Linked DNA regions of Homo sapiens: region 1 is linked to region 2. Evidence: chromatin loops called from intact Hi-C (ENCODE). Cell type or tissue: PC-9. All regions are shown on one strand. Each heading gives the region's core, and the rest is flanking DNA. Links, peaks and the distances in the headings are about the cores only. Region 1 holds the start of MB21D2 (Mab-21 domain containing 2). Region 2 holds the start of LOC124906319 (a long non-coding RNA gene).

The links. Peaks named below come from ENCODE experiments on the same cell type or tissue, not always from the same donor. Only the 100,000 strongest peaks of a DNase experiment are listed, where the experiment ranks them.
Region 1: a loop joins it to region 2, with 2.4 times the contacts of the local background. A loop is called at or near these places in 4 of 110 quality-filtered maps.

The regions. Positions count from the first base shown.
Region 1 is chr3:192,917,789-192,933,391 of GRCh38, reverse strand. MB21D2 (Mab-21 domain containing 2) reads left to right here and starts at 15,536. Exons shown (of 2, transcript NM_178496.4): 1 at 15,536-15,603. The coding sequence starts at 15,552. RefSeq lists a silencer at 15,231-15,590. In PC-9, for the core only: no CTCF peak of the experiment used is centred there; a DNase peak (open chromatin) is centred at 9,461.
Region 2 is chr3:192,557,604-192,573,206 of GRCh38, reverse strand. The region is part of intron 2 of FGF12 (fibroblast growth factor 12); the gene reads left to right. It overlaps LOC124906319 (a long non-coding RNA gene), which reads right to left and starts at 6,206. Exons shown (of 3, transcript XR_007096220.1): 1 at 6,036-6,206; 2 at 5,583-5,692; 3 at 1,574-1,800. RefSeq lists an enhancer at 6,176-6,225. In PC-9, for the core only: CTCF peaks have their summits at 6,135 and 6,339 (motif pointing left); a DNase peak (open chromatin) is centred at 6,316.

The DNA of each region.
Region 1 (15,603 bases), core at 6,221-14,220, 360 kb before region 2:
AAAGTGGGCTGGGCGCAGTGACTCATGCCCGTAATCCCAGGACTTTGGGAGCCCTCAGCAGGTGGATCACTTGAGGCCGGGAGTTCGAGACCACTCTGGCCAAGATGGTAAAACCCTGTCTCTACTAAAAATACAAAAATTGGCCAGGCATAGTGACTTGTGCCTGTAGTCCCAGCTACAGGGAGGCTGAAGCATGAGAAGCACTTGAACCTAGGACACTGAGGTGGAGGTTGCAGTGAGCCAAGATCATGGCATTGCGCTCCAGCCTGGGCAATAAAGTGAGACTCTGTCTCAAAAAAAAAAAAAAAGGCCAGGCATCGTGGTGTGCGCCAATAGTCCCAGCTACTCATGTGGCTAAGGCAGGAGAATCACCTGAGCCCAGGGAGGTGGAGGCTGCAGTGAGCTGTGAGTGTGCCACTGCACTCCAGCCTGGGCAACGGAGTGAGACTGTTTCTTAAGATTAAATAAATAAATAATAAATAAAACCTTTAATTAGCTTATTAATTGCCTACACAGCCAAATTAAAGCTCCTTTGCTTCACTTTCAGAGCCTTCCACAATAAGGGTTCACTTTTCTTAATCCAAGAACATAAACCTTAGAATGTGCAAACACTTATTTCTTACATTGACATCTGGTTTTAGTTCATTTATGTCTTAACCTGTTTCAACTTATAAAATTCCACATATGTTAGGACAGTTCCCATGGAAATTATTACTGCTTTGAGGGTAGGGACTACGTCTTTCAAACCATGTGCCTATAGCCCTAGCCAATCAGGACAGGAGGCTGAGGTGGGAGGACTGCTTGAGCCCAGGAGTTGGAGACCAGCCTGTGCAATATAGCTAGATCCTGTATCCCTGTATCCAAACAAACAAAAAAAAGGTATATATATATATATATATATATATATATATATACACACACACACATATATATACATATATACACACACATATATATAATATATATATACACACAGAATAAATTATTTTTAATTTATTGTTAATTGTAATGGTGTTCAGCTACCATCCACTTCTCTACCCCTTGTAGCAGTTCAATCTTAGCATGGTATAGAAACCGTAAAACACTCTGGAAATACTTGTTGAATTACATTCCCACTGTGATATTTCTTTGAGAAGTAGACTTTAATTTTGAACAGGCTACTTTTTCTTTTTCCTGAGAGAGAAAAACTATCTAAGTAGACAATTTGGGGAGTAAATTTACAGCTTTTTTGCAAAAGGTGCTGAGCTGACCAAAGCCTTCTTGGAGGCCAGCATGAAGGTCACCTTTTCCTTTATTTCACTTTCAACACAGTTATAGCTCAGGTACCAATTCAGAGAGGGTTTTTCAATAATTGACCAAAGTGGTAATCTCTTCGAGATGTGAAAAAGAAACCAAGTGCTTCACAGATCAGCTACCCAGAAGTCGAATATCTGTTCTTCCTTATTCCCGGCACACTATGGTGTATGGCATTTGTTGAAAGAATAAATGATTTCCCCCTTCCCTTGGGCCTTTTTCCTCCACCTCCAGGCCTCACCAATATTAGGAAGACATAAAATTGAGATGTAACAATTCCTCATACCTTTACAGCATTTTTTTTTTTTTTGACAGAGTTTCGTTCTGTCGCCCAGGCTGGAGTGCATTGGCATGATCTTGGCTCACTGCAACCCCCACCTCCCAGGTTCAAGTGATTCTACTGCCTCAGCCTCCTGAGTAATTGGGGTTACAGGCTCCCACCACTTCGCCTGGCTAATATTTATATTTTTAGTAGACACAGGGTTTCACCATGTTGGCCAGGCTGGTCTCAAACTCCTGGCCTCAAGTGATTTGCCTGCCTCAGCCTCCCAAAGTGCTTGGATTACAGGCCAGACCACCACGCCAAGCCATCTTTACAGCATTTTTTTTTTTTTTTTTGAGACCAAGTCTTGCTCTGTTGCCCAGGCTGGAGTGCAGTTGGCATTATCTCCACTCACTGCAAGTTCCGCCTCCTGGATTCACGCCATTCTTCTGCCTCAGCCTCCTGAGTAGCTGGGACTACAGGTGCCCACCACCATGCCCGGCTAATTTTTTGTATTTTTTTTTTTTTTTTTTTGAGACGGAGTCTCGCTCTGTCGCCCAGGCCGGACTGCGGACTGCAGTGGCGCAATCTCGGCTCACTGCAAGCTCTGCTTCCCGGGTTCACGCCATTCTCCTGCCTCAGCCTCCCGAGTAGCTGGGACTACAGGCGCCCGCCACCGCGCCCGGCTAATTTTTTGTATTTTTAGTAGAGATGGGGTTTCATCATGTTGGCCAGGCTGGTCTGGAACTCCTGACCTCAGGTGATCTGCCCTCCCCGGCCTCCCAAAGTGCTGAGATTAGAGGCATGAGCCACTGTGCCCGGCCGGATGCTACTTTTTTAGGGGGAGACTCTGATCTCTATCCAAAGGGAGGTGACCTTGTCCTCAGACTGGAGTGAAACATGATACACTAAATCTTGTTATAACAGATTGACGCCTACCCTGGGAGGGGAAGTTTTTCTTAATGAAGGCCATTAGCTAGTTTGCATGATTACATTTATCCATGCTCCTTATCTATCTCTCCACACCTGCCCTTCTGAGGCACACAAAGACATCCTCCTTGACACACTCCTCCTACCCAGGTGTTATTGATGTGTTGTAGAGGGTAACCTCTGCCCTCAAGAATGTGATTCAACAGTCTGTGAATCTGTGGTTTGCCTGTCCCACAGGATTATTGTGGGGATGAACATTAAAATGAGATCATATACATTAAATCTAATGCATTATGTAAATGTAAGGTAATGTTATGTTTCTAAGCCTCTAGACATTTTCCATCTTTGGAAAATAATAGAACAATGTCACCACAAGACAAATGTTCAGCTGTTCACAGAGGAAGTTGAACTCTGACCCCCCTTGAGCGTTCCACACATTTGTTAACATCCATTTCTCGATGATGTCCATTTATTTAACACCTCTGATCAATAACCTCGTTTCTCCCCAGTCTCTCTTTTACTAGCCTCTTCGGTAGATTTAATTAAAGTAATGCACTTTATGGGGATATGAAACCAGGCACTTGATTATGTCACTTCCTGGTGCAGTTCCTCAGCTTCCCTCTTATAAAGCAGAAATTAGGAGGGGGAGAGGGGAAGAAAGGGTACAACTTGCTTCTGCTCCATTCACAGCGGCATGAAGCCGAATGAAGACTGGTCCAGAAAGTGTCTAGAATCCTATAATTCCTATAATTATCTTATTTTTAAAAAATGTTACATTAGCCTCAAAACCAGTCACATTCTTTTGAATGCCATAAAACCATTAATCTTCAGAACAAACCCATGGCTAGTTAGCTCATCAGTAGAAAACATGAATTCCTATGTAGGCAAAAGGATGACTGAGTTTAACGCAGGGATGGGAGAGGCTGGTGGTGGAATAAGTACGGCACACATCGTGTTTTCTTAACAGTAATGTGCTAACCCAACAACAATTCTTTGAAATGTGGGAGGGGCTTGGGGCATGGAAAGAAGATGCCTGAGAGGAATTAGAATAAAAGGAATTCATAAGGCACAAAACTGAAATAATAAGAGTCATAGATTAATTTTACTTTCCTGAGAACCTTCTGACTCCTATAAATATTTTCTCTGTGCACCTCTGACCACAGCAATTTAAGTATTGTGCCCCCCCACCCCAAAAAAAAACAAACAATAACAACAAAAATCAAGAAATACCTTTGACCGAGTGGTAAAAGCAGTAAGGTTTGAATTGTGTGATATATAAATCCCTGAACATATTATTTGGTGCATTGATACCTACATGTATGTTCATTAAAAATTAGGGCCTAATACATTTCTTCCATTTATTGAAGAAATAGTGGCTTTTTCAAAGACAGTTAAACTGAAAAACAGAGATAAAAGCATTCTTATTTCTCAAGGATGGCAAAACTTGTTTTGAAGAGTCAGCAGCATCTAGCTTCCAAAAGAAAATGGGATTGACTTGTATGTGTCATGCCCTGGAGGTTTTCTGTGTGATTTTGGAGGAATCTCTCGATCTCTCTGTTTCATCTGCAAATGTGCTAACAGCTTTGGAATGAGTACTTGAACAAGCATGGAGTAATCACTGGCTAAATAAAAGAGGTTTTGATGAATGCTCTATATTTCCAGCCAAACTGAACCACTCAATGTTTCTATAAACATCACACATTTTCCTGACTCCACACTTTTTCTTATGCCATTTCTCTCACTAGGAATGCCACGGTCCTGTCTTGTTCTTATTTTACCTGTTCTCCAAGGACAAGGTCAATTGTCTTTTGTGTTTTCAGCTTTTCCGCCTTCTTTACGTGGAAGTACTATTCCTTCTTCCAAACCTGCAAAGATAGCTCTTGTTCTCTATCTCTTATAGATTTGTCGAATAACATTTTTAATGTCTTTAATTAAATGACTTATGCCCTTCCTTTAGAGGGCAGGGATTGCGTGTGATTTATCTCAGAACTTGGCATGTGATAAGCACTTAGTAAATATTTATCAGGTAGATGGCGTGCCAGTTAGTTTTATGTGTCAGCTTGGCTAGGCTCTAGTACACAGTCATTTAATCAAACACTTATCTAGGTGTTCCTGTGAATGTATTTTATAGACGTTGTTAATATCTACAACCAGTTGACTTTAAGTAAAGGAGATTACCCTAGATATTGTGGATGAGACTTATCCAATCAGTTGAAATTCCTTAAAAACAAAAACTGAAGTTTGTAGAAGAAATTCTGCAACATCAACTCCTGCAAACCTGCCCTATAGTTTTCAGACTTGCCTGCCCTACAGATTTTGAACTCGTCAGTCCTCACAACTGCATAAATTAGTTTAAAAAATAAATCTTTCGGGCTCCAGTAGGATGAAAATGTTTGCTTTGTTCACCGCCATATCCTCACTGTCAAGAACAATGCCCGACACATAAAAGAGATTCAATAAATATGTTTTCAGTGAATGAAGACATAAAAAGACAACTTTATGAAAAATGCCATATTAACTAGGTTATGAAAATTTACTAGACTATTTACTAGGTTTTTGCTAAATTTGGCTATTTATAGTTTTGTAGTATATAGCTATGGACTGCAAACATATAGCTATGGACTGCAACATGCAGCCATTTATTGGCAATTGATGCACAGGCCCTCACATTCTTTGGCTTTTGTGCTGACATGTGGAAAAAAAATTCCAGTCCTGCCATTCTGTGTGTTCCCATAAGCAAGTCACTTCTGTTCTCTTCACCTTATCTTGTTCAACTGTATTATTAAGATTTTGATGTTATGATAGAATTGGAAACTCCTTTCCACTCTTCTTTAAGATCTGTGATTTTTATGCATGGCTATATCCTTAATTTTGCATATAATTTTGTCATCAGACATACTTGAATGTTATTTATTGCCTAAAGATTGTTATGTCTTTTTATTACTATCACTAATTATTATCTGAAATTTATAAAGTTGCTTTTCTCCAAAATACATAAAGAAAACTGCAGCCCAGATTCCTAGGAGCAGATTTCTTCCATATCTTGGTTGTGAAGAAATACAGACTCCTTAATGCTTTTTTGCCAAAACCACAGTTTCTTGTGTCAACTGCTTTATAAGTCTGGTTATAAAGTTCTATACCTATGTTCATCTCACACCTGGGCTTCAGAACATCATCCTTGGCTTCTAACTTTAGGGCCAGAAAATCATTTTATAACTGTTTTGCAGCCTCTTGTAAATACTTCCTGGGGTACTTTCTTCGGGTGCCTTTTGTTTCTGCTTACCCTGTGAGGAGAGGGATTTCTGGAGTCTGACAAACCTGCTGGGCCCTGGCTGGACCCTAAGAACCCAGAGACCATGTAGCCATACCCTAGGGCCAAGCTGCTGAGTGAATTTCATCAGCAGGCTTTGCTTCATCCCCCACCAACAGAGAATAAGAGGCCATTAGCCAAGATGTGTCAAGGAGGGGGTCTTAATGCACTTATAGATTCTCTTCTCTTTTGATTTTAGGCTAATTCTTTTAGAGTAAAGATCCTTAGAAAAAAATTAGAACATTCAACTATGGAATGTCAAGCTGTGCAAGGATAGACTGGGGGAAAATAAACAAACACATTGTGTTAAGAATTTGTAGGGAGCACTGCTTTATTTGTCTTCTCATGTTAGAGCTGTAGCCTCAGAATGTCACGCCTGGATGACACCTTATTTATTCATTTACACAAGAGGAAGAGGAGATTCGGAGAAAAGGAGAGGATTTTTCTCTGATCATGAAACTAATGGCCAAAGCTGAACCAGAACAGAAATCTCCTGACTTTCAGCTTTTGTCTGAATTTATTTATTTACAATGTATATCCGATATATTCCTATCTATCCCCCTTTAAAAAATTTAAGGCAGGCTGGGCGCGGTGCCTCACGCCTGTAATTCCAGCACTTTGGGAGGCCAAGGCAGATGGATCACTTGAGGTCAGGAGTTCGAGACCAACCTGGCCAACATGGTGAAACCCCGTCTCTACTAAAAATACAAAAATTAGCTGAGCATGGTGGTATGTGCCTGTAGTCCCAGCTACTCGGGAGGCTGAGGCACAAGAATTGCTTGAACCTGGGAGGCAGAGGTTGCAGTGAACAGAGTTCACAGCACTGCACTCTGGCCTGGGTGACAGAGTGAGATTGTCTCAAAAAAAAAAAAAAAATTAAGGCAAATCTCAATAAAATGCATGTACTCATATCCCCAAGATAGTTTAAATAGACAAGAATAATCACAAATTAGATAGAATAAGGGAGCTATGTTTTCTTTTAGTCTATCTTTCTTCCTTTTTTTTCTCTTATTTTTTTCTATTAGACTATAAAGAAACATTAGAGAATGTAAAGGGTGTGAGGGTATTTTTTTCTGCTGCTTAGAAAGTACTAACAGAGTAAGCAGAATTAGAAGTCATGGTCCAGAAAGTATATTTATGGCTGTGTGTGTGATAATATTGTCAGGGCTGAAGGAACATCACAATTTTCTTCATATCCTCTCTCTCTCTCTTTCTCTCTGTCTCTCTCCAGGTTATACATTTGGAATTTAAAATTAGCTTTGGACCACAACTCAACACACCAGGTCTCAGATCAGGGGAAACAACTCCTGCTATTCTTGTGCTGTACTGAGTATGGTTGGAGGTGAAAACAAAAAAGAAAGCCAAGTTTTTCAATAAACTTCTTACAGTGTAGGGTTTAGAGAGGTTTTGTTTTTGTTTTTGTTTTTGTTTTTCTGTGAAGGAATCTCCCTCTGTCCCCAGGCTGGAGTGCAGTGGTGCGATCTCAGCTCACTGCAACCTCTGCCTCCCAGGTTCACACCATTCTCCTGCCTCAGCCTCCTGAGTAGCTGGGACTACAGGCGCCCGCCACCACACCCGGCTAGTTTTTGTATTTTTAGTAGAGACAGGGTTTCACCATGTTAGCCAGGATGGTCTCGATCTCTTGACTTTGTGATCCGCCCGCCGCAGCTTCCCAAAATGCTGGGATTGCAGGCATGAGCCATAGTGCCCGGCTTTTTTTTTTTTTTTTTTTTTTTTTTTTGGACAAGATCTAGAAAACAAAACAGGCATTATAACAATTCCTTTGCCAATGGTATAGACGTGCTCAGAGAACTGGCTTCTATCATTAAACAATGAGCATGTAAATTAATATGTTAAAGGAAGACCCTTTCTTTTTACTGAGAACTTCTCCAAATATAAATTTGGGTTGCACGGTATGTATATGATGTCTGTGGCATGTTTCTGTACCACAGAACTTCTTTGTATCGGGTGGAATGAAATAACCTGCTAGAATCGGACAGTAAGAAAGCCAGAAACGGCTGGGCACCCTGCCTCACGCCTGTAATCCCAGCACTTTGGGAGGCTGAATCACAAGGTCAGGAGATCGAGACCATCCTGGCTAACATGGTGAAACCCCGTCTCTACTGAAAATACAAAAAATTAGCCGGACGTGGTGGCGGGCGCCTCTAATCCCAGCTACTTGGGAGGCTGAGGCAGGAGAATGGCCTAAACCCAGGAGCGGAGGTTGCAGTGAGCCGAGATCGCGCCACTGCCCTCCAGCCTGGGCAACAGAGGGAGACTCCGTCTCAAAAAAAAAAAAAAAAGAAAGAAAGAAAGAAAAAGAAAACAAAAGCCAGAAACAAGGAAATATGTATTTTTAAGCCTAGAAAAATAAAAGACATAATCCTTGATCTTCGTTGGGCCTTACATGAAAATAGATCTCAAACACCTTGTGTTTAGTGCAGAACATAGCTCTGTCATGGAGTGACTCCTTGTAGGAAGCTAGTTTTCAGTTTTCCTGTTAACTGAAAATGGATCATAGAGTCAGAGCTTCTCAGAGTTGAAAGACATTTCAGAGGCCATAGTCTCAGCTCTTTACTAACTTAGGAACCTAGCATAACCCTGATGGGTGGATAACACAGCCCTGAACACCTTCTGTGATGGGGAGTTTACTAATTCATAAAGCAGCCTATTCAGTGCACAGTGGCTCTCATTGTGAGAAAATGCTTCCACATCCTCAGTCAAAGTTTTATGTCTGTAGCTGCCATCAATCCCTCCTGGTTCCACCCTCTGAAGCCACATAGGAGAAAAAAAAACTAAATTAATTTATATTTAATTAACTAATTGACCACAGCAAAGCAAGCCAAACAGCTCCACTTTTCCCATGACAAAGGATTATGGTCTATCCTTGGCACTCGATCCAGTACCCAGAGTATATGTAAAGTAGGATACGGATTGGTGTGGAGAACCCAGAACAGGGCCTTTTGGCAAGTTCAAGGGCCAGAACAAAATGTAACAGTATCAACGGATTGATTGGTTATGAGGGCCCCACCGTTTCACCAGAACAGCTGATGGGGTTAAGGCAGTCGTAATATGCGAAGAGGATTTTTCGAGTTATTTTAAATTACCTGCAATTATTACTATGCCCTTTCTTACCTGATGTGTAGAGTTTAAGTCAAATGGGTTTTCCCAAAAGTGAGAAGAATTGAAAATATGAACTTAATTTTTAAAGTTATTTTGTCGTAAACTTTATTGAGCAAAGGGCCTGAGCTTAGATTTTAAGGTAGAGAGAAGAGGAACAAAAGGCTTTGTTTACAGTAAGGTAACTTGAATCAAAATTTGGAATCAGATTGTGTATGTGAAATGCTGATAAAGCGTACCCATTCTCTAAAATGTGAGAGATTATTGGTGTTTTTCTGTATACTCAATGGGTGCTAACAACAGATTCAGTGAGGTTTCATGGAAAGAACTTGGATTGTAAATCAAAAGACTCAAATTTGGGGTCTGAGCCTGCATTTACTTTTTAATCAAACATTTATTGAATATCTACTATGTTCTACACATCCAGTAAGAGGTACTGGTGATACATCTGTGATCAAGACAGACAGTGTTGCATACATTTTTGTGAGGGAAACAGGAAAGTTATCAGGCAGATACAAGGAAGTGTGAGAACGAACAGTGACGTAAGTCCAGAGGGAAGGAGAGTCTACAAAGGAATTTACCTGACCTAGACCTGGGTGTGTGGGGGTGGAGGAGATCCAGAAAAAGCTCTTTGCAAGGAAATGACATCTAAATAGAGAGCTGAAGGATGACAATTAGCCACAAACTTCACTATCTCTCTGAGCTTTAGTTTCTTATTTCCAAAATGCAAAAAATAATAATAGTCCTCACTAACCTGCTTCAGTAAGAGGCTGTGAGGAACCGATAAATGAATTTTGTGATGAGCGCTTTGTTGAACTGTAAAGTGCTCTATTATCAGGAGGAATTGTTAATAATTGCTATCAGATATTGTTATTTCCATCCCTAGAGTTCATTTCCTTCTTTTCACACGCACAGATTTTGCTTCCCTGAGTATAGCAGGAGTAGAGAATAAAACAAGAGACTGGATGAAGAGATTGATATTGCTGCACTTTTCTCCATAGCTAGATCATTCACGCCCTCAAGGTCATTAGAGTACAGGGTTGGGGGAGAGAGAGAGAGCAGAGAATAAAATGAGAGACTGAGTGGAGAGATTTACATTGCTGCACTTTTCTCCATAGCTAGATCACTCACGCCCTCAAGGTTATGAGGATACAGGGTTGAGGGAGAAGCTGGGACTAGGCCCTCTGAACCATGTGAACACATCAGAGCAGGTGGGCTTCACATGGGCCTCACTTTATTAGGACTGAATAGTCTGAATAGAGAGGGTTATTTATATTGTTCTGGGGACCTCGCTAATATTTCAATGGCCTAAGGCCGGGCGCGGTGGCTCACGTCTGTAATCCCAGCACTTTGGGAGGCTGAGGTGGGCAGATCATGAGGTCAGGAGTTCAAGGCCAGTCTGGCCAACATGGTGATTCCCTGTCTCTACTAAAAATACCAAAATTAGCCGGGTGTGGTGGTGTGTGCCTGTAATCCCAGCTACTCCAGAGGCTGAGGGAGGAGAATTGCTTGAATCAGGACCCAGAAGGTGGAGGTGGCAGTGAGCTGAGATGGTGTCACTGCACTCCAGCCTGGGCAACAAAGCGAAACTCCGTCTCAAAAAAAAAAAAAAAAAAAAAAATTAAACGGCCTAATCTCATTAGAAGTAACAGTGCCCGATTTGCCCCAAGCAGGGACGTGCGCACCTCTGTTTATGACTACCAAAGAGATTTAGCTGTAGTCTTGATTGTCTACCTATTGCCAGGAAAAATCAGTAGCCAAGTAATTCCAAATGTCAGCAGTTTCTGGTTTACTGAGATTTAACTTCAAGTGAAATGAGTGCATTTTGCCCAAGGGCCACTCTCCTGTTTTTATTTTTATTTTTTAAATTATAATTTTGATCAAATTTCGTGGCATTTTTCATGTTCCTTCTGGCAGTCTGGAAACACAATAACAAATATTTAGTAAATTTAAAGTTAGTATGAAAAATAGAAACAGAATTGTCTCTACTATCTAGTCAAGTTTCCCTTCTCTTTCTGTGCCCTCATTCTCCCATCTGGTAAATAAGGGGGGTAGATGGAATTTATCATCTAAGTTCCTTCTACTGTCAACATTCCACACGTCTGTGATGTTTGCCTCTCTTTTTCCTGCCTGCATTTCAAATCATAAAAAACCCAGGCCACTTCCATTTGTTAGACTTTTATTGAAAATCCAGCTGCCCAAGAAGGCCAGATCTTGTAGCCTAGGCTGCTATTTAAATCTCCCTCAGACCAGAGAATCTTTGTTTAAAATTATATTTTGTTAATCCATCATGTGGATGTGGAGCTTGCTATTTTTAATGCAGGCTCTGCACAGCCCAGTTATTCATGGCTGAGAGTTTGCCACAGAACTTCAGAGCTGTATTTAACAACAAACAGCTCCAGAGAAGCAAGATGAAGACTTCTTTCACATGCTAATAAAATTTGGGAGTTGGGAGTAGAAGGGCAAGTTCTACCTCTAAGTGTGACAGCAGTTTGGAAATGCAGGCTGTTACTCTGTTCTGTTTGATGCTGCAAGAGCCAGCAAAGGAAAAGCCTACCTTAGTGCTTGTTTAGATGGTAGACTCCACTGACCTTTGTCCATCTGTCAAAATTCTAGAGATATGCATTTTTATTCAAGCCTCAGACACTCTTTAACATCTTCTAATAATGATTTTCTCTCTCTCTCCACCTTCCTCTCTATCTCTCTTCCTTCTCTTAGGTCATATAACATACACAGGGAGAAAAAGGCATAAAAATTGGGGCATTTAATTAAATGCATGCAGAAATACTTACATTTATAACAACACTTAACTAAATACTGGGAAACCATAGATAGCTTACATTGAGATATTTAAATTGTAGCAAAAATCACCTAAATTCTGACTTCTTGGACTTTGAGGGATGGTATTAGTTCATTCTTTTTTATTATTATTTTTTCTGAGAAGGAGTCTCCCTCTGTTGCCCAGGCTGGAGTGCAGTGGTGCAACCTCGGCTCACCATAACTTCCACCTCCCGGGTTCAAGCGATTCTCCTGCCTCAGCCTCTCAACTAGCTGGGACTACAGGTGCATGCCACCATGCCTAGCTAATTTTTGAATTTTTAGTAGAGATGGGGTTTCACTATGTTGGCCAGGCTGGTCTTGAACTCCTGACCTTGTGATCTGCCCGCCTTGGCCTCCTAAAGTGCTGGGATTACAGGTGTGAGTCATCGTGCCCGGCTTCATTCATTCTTTTATATATTCATTTGAACATATAAACTAAGGTCATAAGATGGGTCAAGAACTAAATTAAATGCAGTGTTTACACAGGTGAAGAAACACAGTACTTGCCCTTGAGAAGCTCAGAGGTTAAAAAGTCTCCCAATAGATCAATTCAGGAAATTATGGTTTTTGATCGTTTTTCTCTATTCTTCTAATTCAACAAGGGATATTGACACAATCTTATCAGCGTTCTATTAGAGCCTAGGAAGGTGTTAGTTTACCATCCAATTACATTATCTGGATATGCGGGCTCACTGAGGGTCCATGATTCATAGAAATCTGATCTGGCTGACGGGAAGGAGAACAGACAATGAGGAACATCAGAGAGACCACTCACTCATTCAAACCCCCAGGGTCCAGCACTACGGCACAACAGGAATACTTTCTGCTAACAACCTGTTGTTTCTTTATGGATATAAATATCATAAGAAAAGGTAAAATTAAGGGAAGATTAGTGATGCCTCATTCATATGTTTGGAAATTAACAAATAAAAAGTGTTTCGATTTTGTTGTCTGAAGTATTTCTTAACTGTACATGGTTTGGAGGTAACTAGAACCATTCTGCTCTATGGAATGACTGCCTCAGCCAGCTGTCGCACAGGTGCCTGCCATTGATCACTAGTGAAGCACTGACAGATGGGAGTGGATCACTTTGTGCTGGAGTTCCAAACACTTATGTGGCTTCTAGTACTGCCCAGGTAATGTTAATATCCTCTCAGGATGAGAAGTCAGGGCAGCATAGCAGAGCTGCGAAAGCCAGAGCTTGCTTTGTTTGTTTGTTTGTTTGTTTGTTTGGAGATGGAGTCTCACTCTGTCACCCAGGGTGGAGTACAGTGGCGCGATCTCGGCTCACTGCAACTTCCGCCTCCTGGGTTCAAGCAATTCTCCTGCCTCAGCCTCCCAAGTAGCTGGGACTACAGGTGCACGCCGCCACAACTGGCTAATTTTTTGTATGTTTAGTAGAGATGGGATTTCATCGTGTTACCCAGGCTGGTCTCGAACTCCTGAGCTCAGGCAATCTGCCCGCCTCGGCCTCCAAAGTACTGGGATTAGAGGCGTGAACCACCACGCCCTGCCTAAAAACCAGAGTTTTTAAGTCACTTCCTCATCAGTCCACCAGCATTTATCTAGGCATGGATCCTCTCTCTTTCATACTGAGTGGGTGAGGAAGTGTGTTTCAAAGAGAAGGAAACGAAAAGTAAGAGAAATTAACTGGTTATGCCACAATTCTTCACTCATTACTTGATTCAATAAACATAGAGGACCCTTCGGTAGGACCATATGCTGCAGGAAATACAAAGATGAATAAGATGTAGCCCTCATCCCCAAGAATCTTTTAGTCTAAAACTTGCATTAACAATGATGAAGTGGTCAGGTGTGGTGGCTCACGCCTGTAATCCCTTTGAGAGATCTAGATGCAAGGACTGTTTAATCCCAGGAGGTTGAGGTTGCTGTGAGCCACGATTGTGCCACTGCACTCTGGCCTGGGCTACAGAGGAAGACCCTGTTTCAGAAACAAACAAACACACACACACACAACCCAAAACAAAAAGCAATGATGAAGCAAGGTCAAAATTCATTAGCATCATATGAAAGCTTCTGAGAGTAGGTTCTGAGGAAGGAAAAGTTGCCACCAGCTTGAGGGGAGGGTCTCCGGAAAGCTGTAAGAAAAAGGCAGACGCGGATTGGTTTTGGTGTAAACGGAGTAAAGAAGAGAGGAATTCCAGGGGGAGGTCAGTGGTCAGGTCTGTGTTTTCTAAAGATCACTCTGGCAACAAGTTGTTACTAGATTGAGGAACAGTGAAAGAATTAATAACAATAATAGTAGAAGCTGATAATAGCTAAGTACTTATTATGTCAGTCCTTGAACTAAGTGCTTGACCTGTTTTATCTCACGTAATCCTTAAAACAACCTGTGAGACAGGAATTATTATTCCCATTTTATAGGGGAAGGCATGGAAGAGTCCGTACTTCCTTCCATGTCTAACAAAACAATTTGTATTCTTGGCCATGAGAACTCGGGTAAGAAAGTGAAACAGACCTGATCTAAATCAGGGACTGTGGGATAGAGAAGAGAGATTTTGGAGAATTAGGGAGGAAGATAACCTATGTTTCTCACAGCCAATGGGCCTCCTAAGTGTTTGAATGATACACCCCATAAACACTAAAACCACCTCTGAGACTCTATTCTGCCTAAAGGACTATGACTTAGATTGAACCTGCCTTGTCATGTAAGCCTAACTCCATGGTAGGAGCCATGTCTTTTGGTTATCACTGTCACATTCTGTCACTCCATCTGGCAAATGGTGCGTACTCAAATTTTATCTGTTGAATGAGAAAATTTTCATCTTGTCATCCAACATTTCTTGGAACCTGGGGCAATACATTGTTTCCCCTCTCCCACACCCACACTTCAGTTTCCCTATCTTTATATTAGAGTAGGTTGAATCTCATTAACTCATTATATGTTAAGATAAATAAGCTGTTATTCAGGTCATTAATTACCTTGGGCAAAGGTAGGGATATCTAGGGGTTAGTGGGAGTGCCAATACTGGGTTAGATGTGGACCCTCTTTTTTTATACGCTCAATCCTATCATCTTGGCAATCCAAGAGGAAAAGGGTAGAAGACAGGTTTCATATTCCTTAAGGCAGTTTCCTTTACTATTTAAAGGTATTGGAGTTCTTGGGATAGAGAGGTAAACGCGCACAGAGATGTCCTCCCCCAGGACACCGCCCTTAAAATCAAACGGAGGAAGACTTTCTTCTCCTTGAATGCGCTTGGCAAACCCTGCCCAGAAAGGGGATGGGGGGACGGCCGTGGAGGTGGAGAAAGAATGCATCCACACCTCGCGCGTCTTCCCAAGTACGGATTGGCAAGTGGTATATGCGTGCAGACCTCTGTCATTTATTTATTTTCCTTTCCACTGGGTGCGCTGTCCCTTTAAATGGAGACGCTGGTGCTGGCTCCGTAACACCGGAGCCGGCAGCTTGTTGATTTCAGAGCTGGTGAATTTCACATTGTTTCCACTTCACTTTCCTCGCCCGGGGGAGGCTCCAGTTGGCTCTACGACCGCCGTTGCCGCTGCCAGAGAGGGCCAGGGCAGGGCAGGGACGCGCAGCATCGGGGCGGGCGTGGGGCCGGAGAAAAGGGTGTCGGGGCCACACACGCACCCTCGCTGCAGTCCAGCTCCTCCCGAAGCTCGCACGCCCAGAGCGCACGGAGCGGGGGACTGCCCGCCCAGACGCCCGCCCGCCAACCCGCCCACGAGCCGGGGCCAAAGCCTGGGAGCCTGCGAGGGGAGGAGGCCCAGGGGGGCGGGGTGGGGGGCGGGGGTGGGTGCCGCGCTGCCGCGGAGCTGCTACTCGGCGCGTTTTGCATGAAGATGGCGGCTCCCACCGCCAACAAGGCAGCCTCCCTGGGCTGTAACA
Region 2 (15,603 bases), core at 2,857-10,856:
TTATTTTTAAGGCCAGTTCAGAAGTAGGTTCCATAAGCACTGAGAACCCCTATCCTACAGGAAGAGAACAACTTTCCAAAATAACCTTTCCTAGTTCTGACCACTGAATATAGAATGAGACTCTTTAGTATAAAGTTTTGCTCATTACTTCTGTCCTTTGCTTTCCCAAGTATAAAAGAAAATACCTTTTCCGAATGCCATTTCTTCATTCCTAGAGTCATGTCATCACCCTTCTTCCCTCATTTTCTCTCTCCCTTTTTCTAACATTTACTAAATATTTATTTTATATAAAGTAATTCTAACGGTTGGAAAAACTATGAGGATGACCATGAAATGGCTCCTATTTCTCATTGTAGGCTTTTAAAATGTTCTATACATTGCCATTGTGATGACAGTGAGTCCCCTGCATTTTAAATTGTACATAAAAACAGAATTCTTGGTGTAAATTGTGAATGGGTCACTGTGTGCTTTATAGCTCTGATTAAAATAGTTTAGTATGTAATTTCTAAAAATAGTCTAAGGGGTAAACTTTTAGCATTGTTACTGTGTATTTGGCCCCAGTGAGTGGTATTTGTCTGTGCATAAAACTGTGCATATTTAAGTCCTTGGGTTCAAATTAAAGGGCTAAAATACTATACATGCCACCTTTGCATTCCTTTGAGTTTTGTTTGTTTTGTTCTGTTTGTGTCACTACAAAACTTATGTTGCCCTTATATAGCACATTTTTCCTTATTGTGTCCTTTTGATTAATTTTAATGACCATTTGTTCTCTTTTAAATCACCTGCCTGCTCATCAGTATCATTAAAGGACAAAAGGTAAATGGAGCTTGACGCTGTGCATGATCATGTGAATTTTCCCCTTGCTACAAGAGTTCTTCAAATGGGCCCAAGGAAGATCAACTGGGCGCTCAAGGAATAAATCATTAAATGCTAAATAATCATTTGGAGGAGGCTGTCAGTTTTATGTTCCTGGAGGATGGAAGAAGTGAAAGAGCTCATTTTCTTCAATTAAGTCTCTTTCGAGAAGAAATAAAAAACAAAGAGGAAGGAAAACAGAAGTTGTGTTTATTAAAAGCTTCCATCCAGGATCTGGATTACTATGAGAAGGTTCGTGATGGGTCCTAGTTTCCTAAGCCTCAATATTCTGATTTATTCATTGTTCACTAAATTGTCCATTGTATACTAGGCACTGTGGATAAGTCAGAGATGTATGAGGATTGCTAACACTCGTATATTACAACTAAAATTAAAAAAAAAAAAAAAACAGCAATAGTGCTAAGGACCACTATATGGACCCTCAGAAAGTTCCCAGGAGGGGCAAAGACTCCTAAGCTCTGGGAAGACCTCTAGGAGGCATGGGCATTGTGAGATCGAGATAGATTGAACACCCAGATTGCTGCTGGGGCTGCTGCTGAGGAAGTTGGTGATGTGGCTTTGAGTGGGGAAGAAGCAGCTGCTCGGAAGTTGCTCGCGTTGCTGCTTTGGCGTTTGAGGAGCAAGTGCAGGATCTTGCAAAAGCTAAATTGCTGCCCTGCCCTGGGGGAGCAACCTTGACACAGGACAGATTCAAAAGCACAGTCTGACAGATTTATTTTAAGAAGGCCCGAGAACCCTATCAAGATGTTATCTTCTAATAAGTTGGATACTGAAAGCTTTTGCTTTCTCGGATGGAAAGTCTGGACCCGGGCAGTGGGTCCCGTCCGCCCCGTGGCACCTTCTGCCTGTTGATGCCGCGCTGCTCGCGCGCTCCGTCGCTCTGGCAGCGATCCCGGTACTGCATGAGTCAGTTTTGCGCTGAACCTCGGCATAATGGAGGAAGGTGCTATTTTAGGATAACAGGCATATGATCAGGGTTTTTTTGTTTTGGTTTGGTTTTTTTGTTTGTTTGTTTTTTAGGGGGCAGATTTCACAGACCGCGATGTTTGCAGAAAGAGCGATCCTCCAGAATTCCTCCCTTTCTGCTACAGCACAGAAAACGATTTCACGAAGTCATTGTTGCCTTTCCAGGAGAAAAGGTTTCACATTTGACATTGACAGTCCATTAACTGTGTTAACAGCAGTAATTGCTTTAGAGCAGTTTAATGGAAGATGTTTATGTGTGGCTAATAAGGTTTGTTTTTTCCCCCCAACACCAATGTAGAAATGAAAGCAGAGAGGAATTGGAAAGGTGTGGAGAAGCTCTGAAGAATCAGAAGGTTAATGGAATCACGGAACCCTAAATGAATAGAACTCCCCGTCTGTTTCCCCTCCCTTTTCCATTACTACGTCATTTACTTTCCTAGCCTTGCTAGGACGGATGCCAGAAAGTGAGCTTCCAGCTTAGAATAGTTATTAAAAAGGGATGTGCTAAGGTTATAATCTTATTTTTTATTTAGTTTTATTTTTTCTTATACATATTATTACTGTTACAGTGAACTTTTTTTGGTAATAAGCCAAAATCAATAAAAATATTTTATGAAAAGATAAAACAATGTATGGATGTGTGTGTGTGTGTTGATTTCCAGGATTGTGAAGTTTGGGGATCTGCATACTACTAGATGTGCTGTAGACAATATGGTGCTATGAATACAGCAGATGTTATTCTTATGTCCACATGATGTACACTCTGGTATGTTTTCTGTTTCATAAATCCAGCTAACCAAATTTGGGGAAACTTCCAGACTCAGTCCTTAATTAGGCTGAGAGATCAAAGGTGACTATGATGAAATCCCCACCTCCAGACACATCATAAACCTTTATCTTTTATAGTGTTTGTGCCAGCCTGTCTCTTTTTTTCTCTTTGGCAATATCATTAATCACATATTTGGACTACCAGATTTGCATGTTTTTCCCCAAGTATTTATCTGTAACTAAAATCTTTTTTTGATAAGTTTAACATACATATGCCTAAATGTCTGCTGGAGCTCTCTACTTGGATTTCCATAGGCAACTCAAATTCAGTATGTTCAAATCCAAACCACCTATGGCCCTCCCCCCCATGGAAAACAAAAGCAAACAAACACAGCTAGCCTGATGCTTGTATTACATCCCTGTCTTGGTATATGGCACCTCTGTCTTCCTCCTTGCTCAAGCCTGGACCTTGCTAATCATATTCTGTCCTCTTTTCTTTTTTCTTCATCCTAACTATTCACTCATTTATTAAAACCTATAGATTCTGGTTCTTACTTGCCTTTGGAACTTCTGCCTCCTTGCAGTCATCACTGGCACTTTTACGGCACTGGCTCAGTGTAGGGCCTTATCTTTTCTCTTCCAAAAATTGTCATAGCAGCGCTAGTATCCTCACATCCTTAGTCCTGTTCTTCCCCAATCATTGTTTTATACACATATTTCTAAAGCATAAATATGAGTCGTGTTTTCCCTATTGCAACCTTCCAGTAATTCCCTGTTATCATTAGGATAAAGTCCAAACTTATTTGTATGGCACATGCGTTTCTCAATAAAGAAAGTGTAAGATCTGGAATCAGACAGATCTGAGTTCAAATCCTCATTCTGCAACTTACCAGTTGTGTGACTATGACTAACTTCTCTATATCTCAATTTCCTCTTCCGTAAAATGAGAATAATTTGGTGGCTACCTGCGATAAATCTTACTTCAGTTCCCCAATACCTGCTTCTCCTCTAATTTTGGACATTATCTTTCCCTGGCCTTTGAAGTTAGGTGTGTACAAATGACTTGCTTGGCAAAAGAAATGTAAGCACAATAGCTATATGTCACTTCTGTGTATAAATATTTAATTACTGGTACTGAATTCTCCAGACGTTCCTTTGCTGAATGTGAAAACATAGGAATACGAGGGTTCCTTAGAAATTAAGGAGATAGAATGCTGAGGCTACACACAGAAGACAACTGTCCTGAGGAATGACTCAAATCCACAGCAGACTATGTGTGGATGAGAAATAAACATTCATTAGATGAAGCAACTGATATTTGAGGGTTGTTTGTTACCTCAGCACAGCTTAACCTACACTGACATTCTACCACAAAGGCTGTTATGAGAAATTATATAATATACAAAGGCATATGCTATGATGCTTGGCCCCAAAGCAAGTGTTCACATAAGATTATCTTTGCAGACAATATTTTTTTTCTACCTTTCATCGCTGTACTTTATCCAAGGCACTTAACCAGTTGGTTTCACATTTTAGCATCTTTAGACATGGTGATTATTCCGCATGTACTGTTTTCTCCTGTTTTGCTCAGCTAATAACATTTATTCAACTTTGGAGAACCAACGTAAGTGTGCCCTTCATAAGTTGGTCTTTTATGAAGGACACCCTTAAGTTGGTTCTCGAAGGTTGAATAAATGTTATCTCATACCTGAGTCTACCCATAGCCTAGAGTGGTCACGTGGGCTCTATGCTCATGTATGCAAAGGATCTCTCCTTACTGCTTGAACACTACCTCACAGTGATAACGTTATGTATCTGTCTCTCCTACTGGGTTATGGATTTCCTGGCAGAAGGACTCTGTCTTGCCCATCTCTATAGTCTCAGGATTTATTAAATATCCACAATAGGCAGATATTTAATAAAACGTAAAAATTAACAAAAACACTCTCAAAACTAATGAGGGAGATAAGATAGCTGATTCCACTATAATATGACAAGTAATTGGCAGAAAATATGAATGCTTTCATTTCTCTGAAGCCTTACTGTTCATTTCCTCTTAGACCAAGAACGCTTTTGACTGTGACCATTGGCTGGTCTAACTCTCTTATTTTACAGGTGAGGAGACAACCCAAGGAGAGGATACAGCAAAATGGTGTCAGATTTTGGAGCAGAGATCAGATATTATTGCTCTATGGCAACTAAACACACGGAAGGGTAGGAGTCCATAATGTGTACATGCATGAGCTCCCCACTGGCAGGAGGAAGTACAGTCACAAGAGCACTACAGTGGGTTGAATGGTGGCCTTAAAAGATTTCCCCGTGTCTTAAACCCTGGTAACTGTATATGTGATCTTATTTGGAAAAGGGATCTTTGCAGATGTAGTTCTGCAGATGAAATCAATCCAAATTATCTAGGTGGACCCTAAATCCAATGACAAGTGTCCTTATAAGAAACACATGCAAAGGGCGGGGCATGGTGCTCACACCTGTAATCTCAGCACTTTGGGAGGCCCAGGCAGGCAGATCACCTGAGGTCAGGAGTTCAAGACCAGCCTGGCCAACATGGTGAAACCCCATCTCTATTAAATATACAAAAATTAGCCAGGCATGATGGCTGGTGCCTGTAATCCCAGCTACTCGGGAGGCTGAGGCAGGAGAATCACTTGCACCTAGGAGGGGGAAGTTGTAGTGAGCCAAGATCGCGCCACTGCACTCCAGCCTGGACGACAAGAGCAAAACTCTGAAAAAAAGAAAGAAAGAAAGAAAAGAGAGAGAGAGAGAGAAAGAAAGAAAGAGAAAGAAAGAAAGAAAGAAAGAAAGAAAGAAAGAAAGAAAGAAAGAAAGAAAGAAAGAAAGAAAGAGACACATGGAGAAGACCATGTAAAAATGGAGGCAGAGATTGGAGTTATGCACCACAAGCCAAGGAAGGCCTGGCATTAACAGAAGCTAAAAAGTCAAGAGAGGATTCTCACCTAGAGCTTTTGGAAGGAGCACAGCCCTGTGGACACCTTGATTTTGGACTTCAGACCTCCAGAAGAGTTGTTTTAAGCCCCCAAGTCTGTAGTGGGTTTTTAAAGCCGCCCTAGAAAATGAATGCAAGCACCATTTGGAGGATACATGCTTTTCCCCCCAGGCATATTTCTCTCCAGTTAAGCTTTCTATAATAATCTCTAAGAAAATTTTTAGCCTTTGTTACTTAAAAAAATAAAGCCCTTTCCCTTTCCTTATCTTTTCCCTTTTTTTTTCTCCAACTTCGGTGAGGAATAACTTACAGCCCCAACCCCTTAAAAAATTCCCAGTTCTATTAAAAAAGCCTTAGATTTTTTTCCCCACTAAAGTTGAAGGTAGAGTATTCCCATTCATATTATATTTCCCCAGATCATATCCTAAAAGAAACAACGACAAAGTTTTGATCTTTGTCTCACCTTTGAGCCTCTGAGGTGCTTCTAGTACCTGGAGTAAAACTTCCATCTTTATCCTCCACACAAAGCATGATCCTTTTCCTGTTGACTTCTCAGAGTGGTGGTAAGAAGTAGACGAGAGAAAGTATCTGTGGGAGTTTTGTAAAGTGTGAGGTGCTGTGTGGAGATAATGTTACTAGCATTACAGCTGCTGACTAATATGTATGAACTCAATAGAGAATAGACGGAATCTGAGAATTCAGTGCATAGCACCCTCTAGGCCGCCGGCTCTTGCTGCTTGTACCCTATACTTTGCTGCCATCGTGTGGCCTTTCTGGTAGTTGTTAGTGTTGTTGGTTCTTATATTTAATAGTTTTAGCCATAAATTTTATAATTATAAATTTTCAGGGTAAAAAGTAATTTTTATTTTAGAAAAATACTGGTCATACAACTGTGAAATTGTTCAGTGTCTATGTTCTTGTTTGAGGGAAACTAGGAGATGGTTTGGAAATACCATTTGAAATATTATGACGGACAAATCTAGAGATTAAAAGACTGGGATGGGCCAAAGAGACAACAGACAGTGTTGTAGACTTTAGAGAAACAAAAGCATGTGCCCTATCCAGGGGCATCCATAAAATACAGTTATTTGAATTCTAACATTTCCTGCAAATTTTCCCAGGCTCTCCACAGGTAGTCTCCAAGTCTTTTTAGCTTCTTTTCTCCAATATCTCTTTCATTTATTCTATACTCTCCAGCCTTATGGCTATTGTGTATTTGAGGCCTTTGTTTCTTTCTGTCTGGATCATTTTAATACCTGGTCTTCCTATCTCCATGATCTCTTATTTTTCTTTTATCTTGCACATGCTGCTAGAATGATTTTCATGAAGCACTATAGAAAGAGTACAGAGCAGTGATTGAGAGTAAAGTCTGAGGCCAGATTCCTTGAGTCTGAAACTGAGATCCCTCAATTTGGCTCTAACTAGTAGAGCGATTTGGTAACCGGAGGCAAGTTACTTAAATGCTCTTTATTTCAGTTTCCTTACCTATGAAATATGATACTACTAATGCCTGCTTCATATGCAGTCATGCCTCTCTCTTGCTTTTTTGAGACGGAACTTCGTTCTTTTTGCCCAGGCTGGAGTGCAATGGCGCAATCTCGGCTCACCGCAACCTCTGCTTCCCGGATTCAGGTGATTCTCCTGCCTCAGCCTCCCGAGTAGCTGGGTTTACAGGCATGTGCTACCATGCTCGGCTAATTTTGTATTTTCAGTAGAGACAGTGTTTCTCCATGTTGATCAGGCTGGTCTGGAACTCCTGACCTCAGGTGATCTGCCTGCCTCAGCCTCCCAAAGTGCTGGGATTACAGGCGTGAGCCACCATGCCCGGCCCAGTCATGCGTCTCTTAATGACAGGGATATGTTCTGAGAAATTCATTGTTAGGTAGTTCTGTCTTTGTGTGAAAATTGTGGGGCATACTAACACAAACCTAGATCATATAGCCTACTATACAACTAGGCTGTAGTGTATAGCCCACTATACAATAGGCTGTATGCTGTTGCCTGCTATTCAACTAAGCTGTAGGGTATAGCCTATGGCTCCTAGGCTACAAAAACCTATACAGCATGTTACTGGGCTGAATACTACAGACAACTGTATTTGTGTATCTAAACATATGTAAACAAAGAAAAGATACAGTAAAAATATGGTATTATAATCTTATAGGACCACTGTACTATTATGCAGTCCATTGTTGACTGAAACATTGTTACGCCATGTGTAACTTTATTTCTGACACAGATAAAATGAGCGAATTCACATCAGTGCCTATAATTTAGTGTTCAACTAATATTTGCTATTATTAGCACTCTGATAGAATGCAAATTATTTTGAATGCAAGAATTTGATTTGTCTTAGCATCTTCAACTTCACCTATCACTTTTAAGTTGTAGTAATTTGATAAGATTTTTAAACATATAGGTGAAGGATCACTAAGCTTTAAGCCAGTTTATTTCTTGGAACTCTCATTATATTACCAAAATATGCTTAAAGTCATCTCATGATTTGTCTATGCATTAATCAGAGAATTTTCAAACTTGCTAAATTTTTAGTTAATAAACAGTGATTAATATTTATTGAGCATTCACCAAGTGAAAAAGCTCTGTTCAAAATGTTTTATGTAGATAACCTCATTTAATACACACAGTAGTTTTGAGATCAGTAGTAATGTCAGCATTCCTATTTTATGTAGAGGAAACAAAGGTGTGGGAAAGTCCCACAGCCAGTAAATGGAGAGTAGATTAGAACCAATGCAATTTGTCTCAAGAGCTTACATTCTTAAGGGAATTCTGTGCTATAAATACATTCTCCTCTAATCTTTCATTTCAGTCCTGAGATGCTGTTTCTGAATACCAAAACACAGAAACATTTAAAAAATTCCAAACCCAGTGGAATGCAGAATGTCAAGCTCATTGCTGCACTGAAGCTACATCAACTTGCTATAGCCCATTTTGGGAACAGTGCTCCATGTGATCATGAACTGTGATCACTGGTTTCTGTTGCACTTGGATTTCTTTAAGTGTGCAGATGGTGTGGAGACCCCAAAGACCAAGTATTTTAAAGCTTGTACAGTAGGAAAGACAATGATTCAATTCCAAAAGCAATTCATTAGACATATCACATATCACCTGCTGCCTTAAATGCTGGCTTGTGTTGGAAAGTCTTCCTGAGAATACTGTCCCCGAAGCATAAAGTGGACATGAAAAAATGTAATCCCTGAGGTAAGTGGAGCATCTGGAACTTCTAGATGTTCCAATAAGACTACACATGGTCGGCAGGGCGCAGTGGCTCACTCCTGTAATCCCAGCACTTTGGGAAGCTGAGGCAGGCAGATCACCCGAGGTCAGGAGTTCAAGACCAGCCTGCTCAACATGGAGAAACCCCGTCTCTACTAAAAATACACAAATTAGCCGGGCATGGTGGCGGGCGCCTGTAATCCCAGCTACTCAGAAGGCTGAGGCAGGAGAATCACTTGAACCCAAGAGGCGGAGATTGCAGTGAGCTGAGATCGCGCCACTGCACTCCAGCCTGGGCTACAGAGGGAGACTGTGTCTCAAAAACAAACAAACAAACAAAAACAAAAAACAAACAAAAAAAAACAAAAAACTACACATAGTCTAATTTTAAGCCTTGGTGCCTCCTAATATATGGACAGGTTGAACACTGAAAAATGTAGGCATACCAAATGGTAATCATCCATTGATAATAGCACATACCTATGTCTTGCAATACACTTTTCTTAGGCTTGATTTGAATTAATGAATTTAATCCTCATAAGAAGTCTATGATATAGGTATTCTTGTCATCTCTATTTTCTCAGATTGGAGAACTGACAGAGAGGTTAGGATTTCAAATCAGGCAATCTGGATCCAAAGTTCAAGCTTTAACTACTAAGGAATACTACTTATCATTGTGTTTATCTATTGATAATAGCAGAGTTAAATATCATTTTATTAATTATGTAGAATTTCTCTCTTTGTTTCAGGACACTAATGATACATCTTTGCTGACAAAGCACTATGTAATTGTGTTCATACTTTTAAACTTGTCAGCTGCTAATGAAAATGCCATTCTCAAATATTATCCTTCCTCATTGGATTTAGCTTGATTTTTTTCCTCTTTAGGGAGTACAATTGAAACTACTCTGGCTCTCCTCAGTCTCCAGTATTAAATCATTGGCAGCAGCTGGTAACAAACTAGGAGGAGGATGGGATTGTGTGTGCAAGTCTTCATTGTTTGAGCAAGTGGTGAATGTGTGAGTTGTGAGCTTGGGGGCATAAAGAGCCTGGTGAACCATCTGCACCCAGAACCATTAAATCTTGGGATATGAGAGATATTAAAGATTGGATTGTCTAGCCATTCATCAAATGCTTAAAATTTGTGTCTATTTACCTGTTTTCAGTTTATACAACTTTTTAATAATATTCCATTAATCTTGGATAGATCTAACTTTGTTATTTTGAACTGAAATTGCTTTACTTTTAACTTCAACGGTAGGTCCCAGTTCTAAAGCTCTCAAAATCACATAAAAAAGTCTAATCTTCTTTCATGGCATATAAAAGCCACTTATACGTCCAGTATGAGTCTTCTCAAGATCCTTGGAGTCTTTCTGTGATAGCACTTTGAGTGTCCTTATTACCCTGGTCATACTCATGTGGCAAACAATGTGTCTAAGAGTATGTAAGCCAAACAGTGTTGGTTTCAGTATGGGAAATCCGTGTGAATGCTTGATAGAGAACGTTCAGGATGAACAATGACAGTGTGAATAAGAGAGATAATTGTTTGCAAGAGAAGCTTAGTGGATGAAACATAGCTTCTCTCATAGCACAGTGAAACATTGCGCCACTGCACTCCAGCCTGGGCAAAAGAGTGAGACTCTGGCTCAAAAAAAAAAAAAAAGTCTCAGAGGTAGGGTTAGTATCACCCAGAATTTATCTTCTGTACCCAAATTTCCATACTAGTTGCCATAATGAAGAGTATACCTATTTACTGATTACAAATATGTTTTATTGAAGATAATATAAATTCACAGCAATTATTTGTCCCATGGCGACAAGATGGCCTATATAATTTTTTTATTTATTAATAAGAGCTGTATCTAGTACAATTCTACTTCATTGTGGGTTTTTTATTTCAATCAAATTTTGAACTTTACTGAAGAAATCCCTTCATGTTTTTCTTATTATTTACTTCATGCATTTATGAAGTAAAAATACATGCATTCTTTGTGTTTCTATTGTCTAATTAAAAATTTAAATGCAATAAAATGCAGAAAGTTTAAATGTGTAATTTATTGAGTTTTGTTAAATTAACCTGTATAACCAACACATTCATCAAGACATACAACATTTCACTTGGGAAAATTTCTTCACATCCCTTCCAGTCAGTCTCTTCCCCACCCACCCACAACCAATTATCTAATTTTTCTCATCATAGACTTGTTTGGCCTAATCTTGAATTGCATATAAATGAATTTTTTCAGTCTATACTATTTTGAAACTTCTTCCTAAACAAAATTTCTGAGATCCATCATGTTGTTGTGTATCACTAGTTAATTATTTAAAATTGCTGAGTATAAGGTCTATTGTCTAAGTATTCCATGGTGTATTTATTTGTTTTTATTTTGGTAGACATTTGAATTATTTTCAGTTTTTTACTAACTTGAATAAAGCTTCTGGAAATATTCATGTACAAGTCATTTTCTTTTTTTTTTCTTTCTTTTTTTCTTTATTATTATTATTATTATTTTGCCATGTTTTAACTTCTCTTGTGTAAAAACCCAGGAGCAGAAGTACGGGGTCATAGTGTAAGCTCTTGTTTAACTTTATAATGAACTGGGAAACAAATTTGCAAACAATCTGATACTATTTTAAGTGACATTTCTAGAAGTATTATTTTCTAATCGTTTGTAACATAGTACACTCCCAATGTATGAGAGTTGCAGTTGGTCTGTATCCTCACAAATAAATAGTATTTTCCAGGCACGGTGGCTCACGCCTGTAATCCCAGCACTTTGGGAGGCCGAGGCGGGCGGATCACAAGGTCAGGAGATCGAGACTATCCTGGCTAACACGGTGAAACCCCATCTCTACTAAAAATATAAAAAATTAGCTGGGCGTGGTGGCGGGTGCCTGTAGTCCCAGCTACTCAGAAGGCTGAGGCAGGAGAATCGCTTGAACCCAGGAGGTGGAGGTTACAGTGGGCTGAGATTGCACCACTGCACTCCAGCCTGGGTGAAAGAGCGAGACTCTGTCTCAAAAAAAAAAAGAAAAGTGAAGTTTCTCACCATCATTTTAATTTTCATTTCGCTGAAGACTAATGATGTTGATAACTTTTCATGTACTTATTGGTCATTTGTATGTCCTCTGTTCTGACGTGCCTGTTCAAATATTTTGCTTATTTTAAAATTTGTGTTGTCTTTTTATTATTGATTTGCAGAATGTGTGTTTGTGTATATAGCTGTGCGTGTGTTTGTGTGTGTGTATATATGGCATATATATATGTTGGTTACTCCCCGCTTCCCCTTTCCCTTATAGATTTTCCTGTTCTGGGCATATCAGATAAATGGAGTCATGTAATATGTGACCTCTTGTGACAGTCTTCTTTCACTTAGCATAATGTTTTCAAGGTTTGCCCATGTAGCATGAGTCAATACTTTATTCCTTTTTGTGGCTAAATATTTTGTTGTATGCATGTACTATATTTTGTTTATTCTTTTTAATACTCTGCTAGGTTTTGTTTGCTAGAATTTTATTACTCTTTCACATCTATGTGTATGAGAATATTAATTTGCCTTTTTTTCAGTAATAGGTTTGTTAGATTTGTGACAGGTTTTATTTCTTCCTCTAATTTAGGAAAGAGTTTGTTAAAATTAGCATTCTTCTTTCTTTAATATTTAATATATAGTTCAGCAGTTAAACCAACCAGGCCTCCAGCTTTCTCTGTGAGAAGGTTTTTAATTTACAAATTAAATTTATTTACCAGGCAGAATTATATTTATTTTCTTCATTTTTCCTTTCAATTTTTAATTCACGCTTTTCAAGAAATTAATCCTTTTACCTAATTTGAATATACTAACACAAGGGCATGTATAATATTTGCCCATAGAATCTACAATGACATGCCATCTTTTATTCCTAGTATTGGTAATTACTGTTTTTTCTTTTTTCATCAACAGTACCTATGTTAGGGTTTAACCATCTTATTACCTTTTTTTACAAAAACACTTTGGCTTTTAAATTTTCCAATATTGTTTGTTTTATATTTTGATTTTTGCTCTTTATTATTTTTTTATTTATTTGAGTGTAATTTTCTCTACTTTTTCTATCTTCTTAAAGTAATCCTTAGATTATTGATTTTAATTTTTTTCAAATATAAGAATTTGAATCTCATATATTTCTAAGACTTAGTTAAACTGGATCATACAAATATAGAGTGATTTGTTTTCGTGAACATACATTTTCAGAAATTATCTAATGTGCCTTGTTGTTTCTTCTTTACCTTGGGTGATTTACAAATGTGCTGTTTCGTTTCAAAATATTGAAGATTTTCTTCATCTTAGTGAATTTTAATTCAATGCCATTGTGGTCAGAGAACATACACTGTAAAATTTCAATATTTTTAAATTTATTGCTACTTATTTTATGGTATATCATGAATGAATCTTGAACATTTTTAGCATTTGAAAGGGATGTGTGTTCTGCAATTGTTGCAGTAGTGTCCTATAAATATCAATTAGGTTAAAATGGTTGAGATAGTGCTGAAATCTTCTACTTACCTACTGATTTTTTTAATTCATTAACGAACTTTAGTTTTTAGAGGAGTTTTAGGTTCCCAGTAAAATTGAGTGGAAAGTACAGAGAGTGTCTCTATATGTCCCTGTCCCCAGACAGACACAACCTCCATTACTATCAACATCTCCCACCTCAGTGGCACTTTTGTTGCAATCTATTGACACATCTTTTTTTTCTTCTTTTTTTAGTTTTATTATTATTATACTTTAAGTTTTAGAGTACATGTGCACAATGTGCAGGTTTGTTACATATGTATACATATGACACATCATTATTAATCAGTGTTCTACATTATGGTTCTTGCTTAGTGTTGTACATTCTATGAGGTTTGAAAAATGTATAATAACATATATACACCATCATAGCATCGCACAGAATTGTTTCATTACCCTAAAAATCCTCTGTGTTCTACCTGTTTACCCCTCCCTATCCCTACCTCTTGATAACCACTCATCTTTTTACTATTCCCATAGTAACATTGAGCATGTTTTCATACACCTATTGACCATTTATATGTCTTCTTTGGAGAAATGTCTACTCAAGTCCTTTGCCAATTCTTAAAACATTTTAAAAAGTGGGTTATCTGTTGGTTTTGCTATTGAGTTGAAGGGGGTCTTTATATATTTTGGAATTAACTCTTCCTCAGATATATGATTTGCCAATATTTTTTCTCATTCTTTAGGTTGGCTTTTACCTGCAGATTGTTTTCTTTGCTGGGCAGAAGCTTTTTAGTTTGATGTAGTCCCATTTGTCTATTTTTGCTTTTGTTGTCTGTATTTTCAGCGTCAAATTAATGAAATCCTTGTGAAAAGCGATATGAAGATGTTCCCTAATGATTTATTATAAGAGTTCTATAGTTTCAGATCTTGCATTTAAGTCTTTAATCGACTTTGAGTTTATTTTTGTTTATGGTGTAATATAATGGTTCAATTTCATTATTTTGATGTGGATATTCCATTTTCCCAACACTATTTGTTAAAGAGACTATTGTTTCTCCATTTTGTAGTCTTGGCACTTATGTCAAAAATCATTTAACCAATATATACATATGGGTTTGTTTCTGAACTCTTTATTCTATTCCATTGATCTATATATCTGTCTTGATGGCAGTACCAGATTGCATTGATTATGTTGCTTTGTAATATGTTGAAGTCAGGAAGTATGAAGCTTCCAGCTTTATTCTTCTCTCTCAAATCATTTTGGCTATACAGTGTTTTGTTGTTGTTGTTGTTGTTTATTTTTTGGTTTCATATGAATTTTAGGATTTTTTTTCCATTTCCACAAAAAATGCCAGTGGGATTTTGATAGCAATTACATTAAATCTTTCGGTCACTTTGGGTGGTCTCGACATTTTAGCAATATTAATTTTTCCAATCTGTGAACATGGGATGTCCTTCCATTAATTTGTGTCTTCTTTAATTTCTTTCAACAAAGTTTTGTAGTTTTTAGTGTACAAATTTTTTACCTCTTCAGTTAAATTTATTCCTAAGTATTTTATTATTTTTGATGCTATTGTAAATGGAATTATTTTCTTAATTTCTTTTTCAAATTATTTGGTATTAGTGTATAGAAACACAAATTATTTTTGTTTGTTGATTTTGTATCTTGCAGCTTTGCTGAATTTATTATCTCTGTTTTTCTGTTTGTTTATTCTGATATGCACTTTAGAATTTTCTCTATATGCAATCATGTTATTTGAGAACAGAGATAATTTTACTTGATCCTTTCTGATTTTGTTGGATTTTATTTATTTTTTCTTACCTAATTACTCTAGCTAAGACTTCAAGTACTATTTCAGTTAAATAGAAGTGGTGAGACTGTGCATTTTTGCCTTCTTACAGATCTCAGAGGAAACATGTTCAATTTTTTACCATTGAATATTATGTTATCTGTTGGTTTTTTATATATAGTCTTCATTATGTTGAGGTAATTTCCTTCTATTCCTAGTTTTTTGAGTGTTTGTTAAATGAAAAAGTGTTGAATTTTGTCAAATACATTTTCTGCATCTATTGAGTTGATGATGTGGTTATTACCCTTCATTTTGTTATTATGGTATATCACCTTGATTGATTTTTGTAAGTTGAACTATCATCACATCTCAGGAATATATGTTACCACCTGGTAATAAATACATGATTCTTTCAGTGTGCTGTTGAATTTGGTTTGCTAGCATTTTGTTGAGAATTTTTACGTATGTATTCATTGGGAATATAGGCCTATAATTTTCTTTCTTTTGGTGT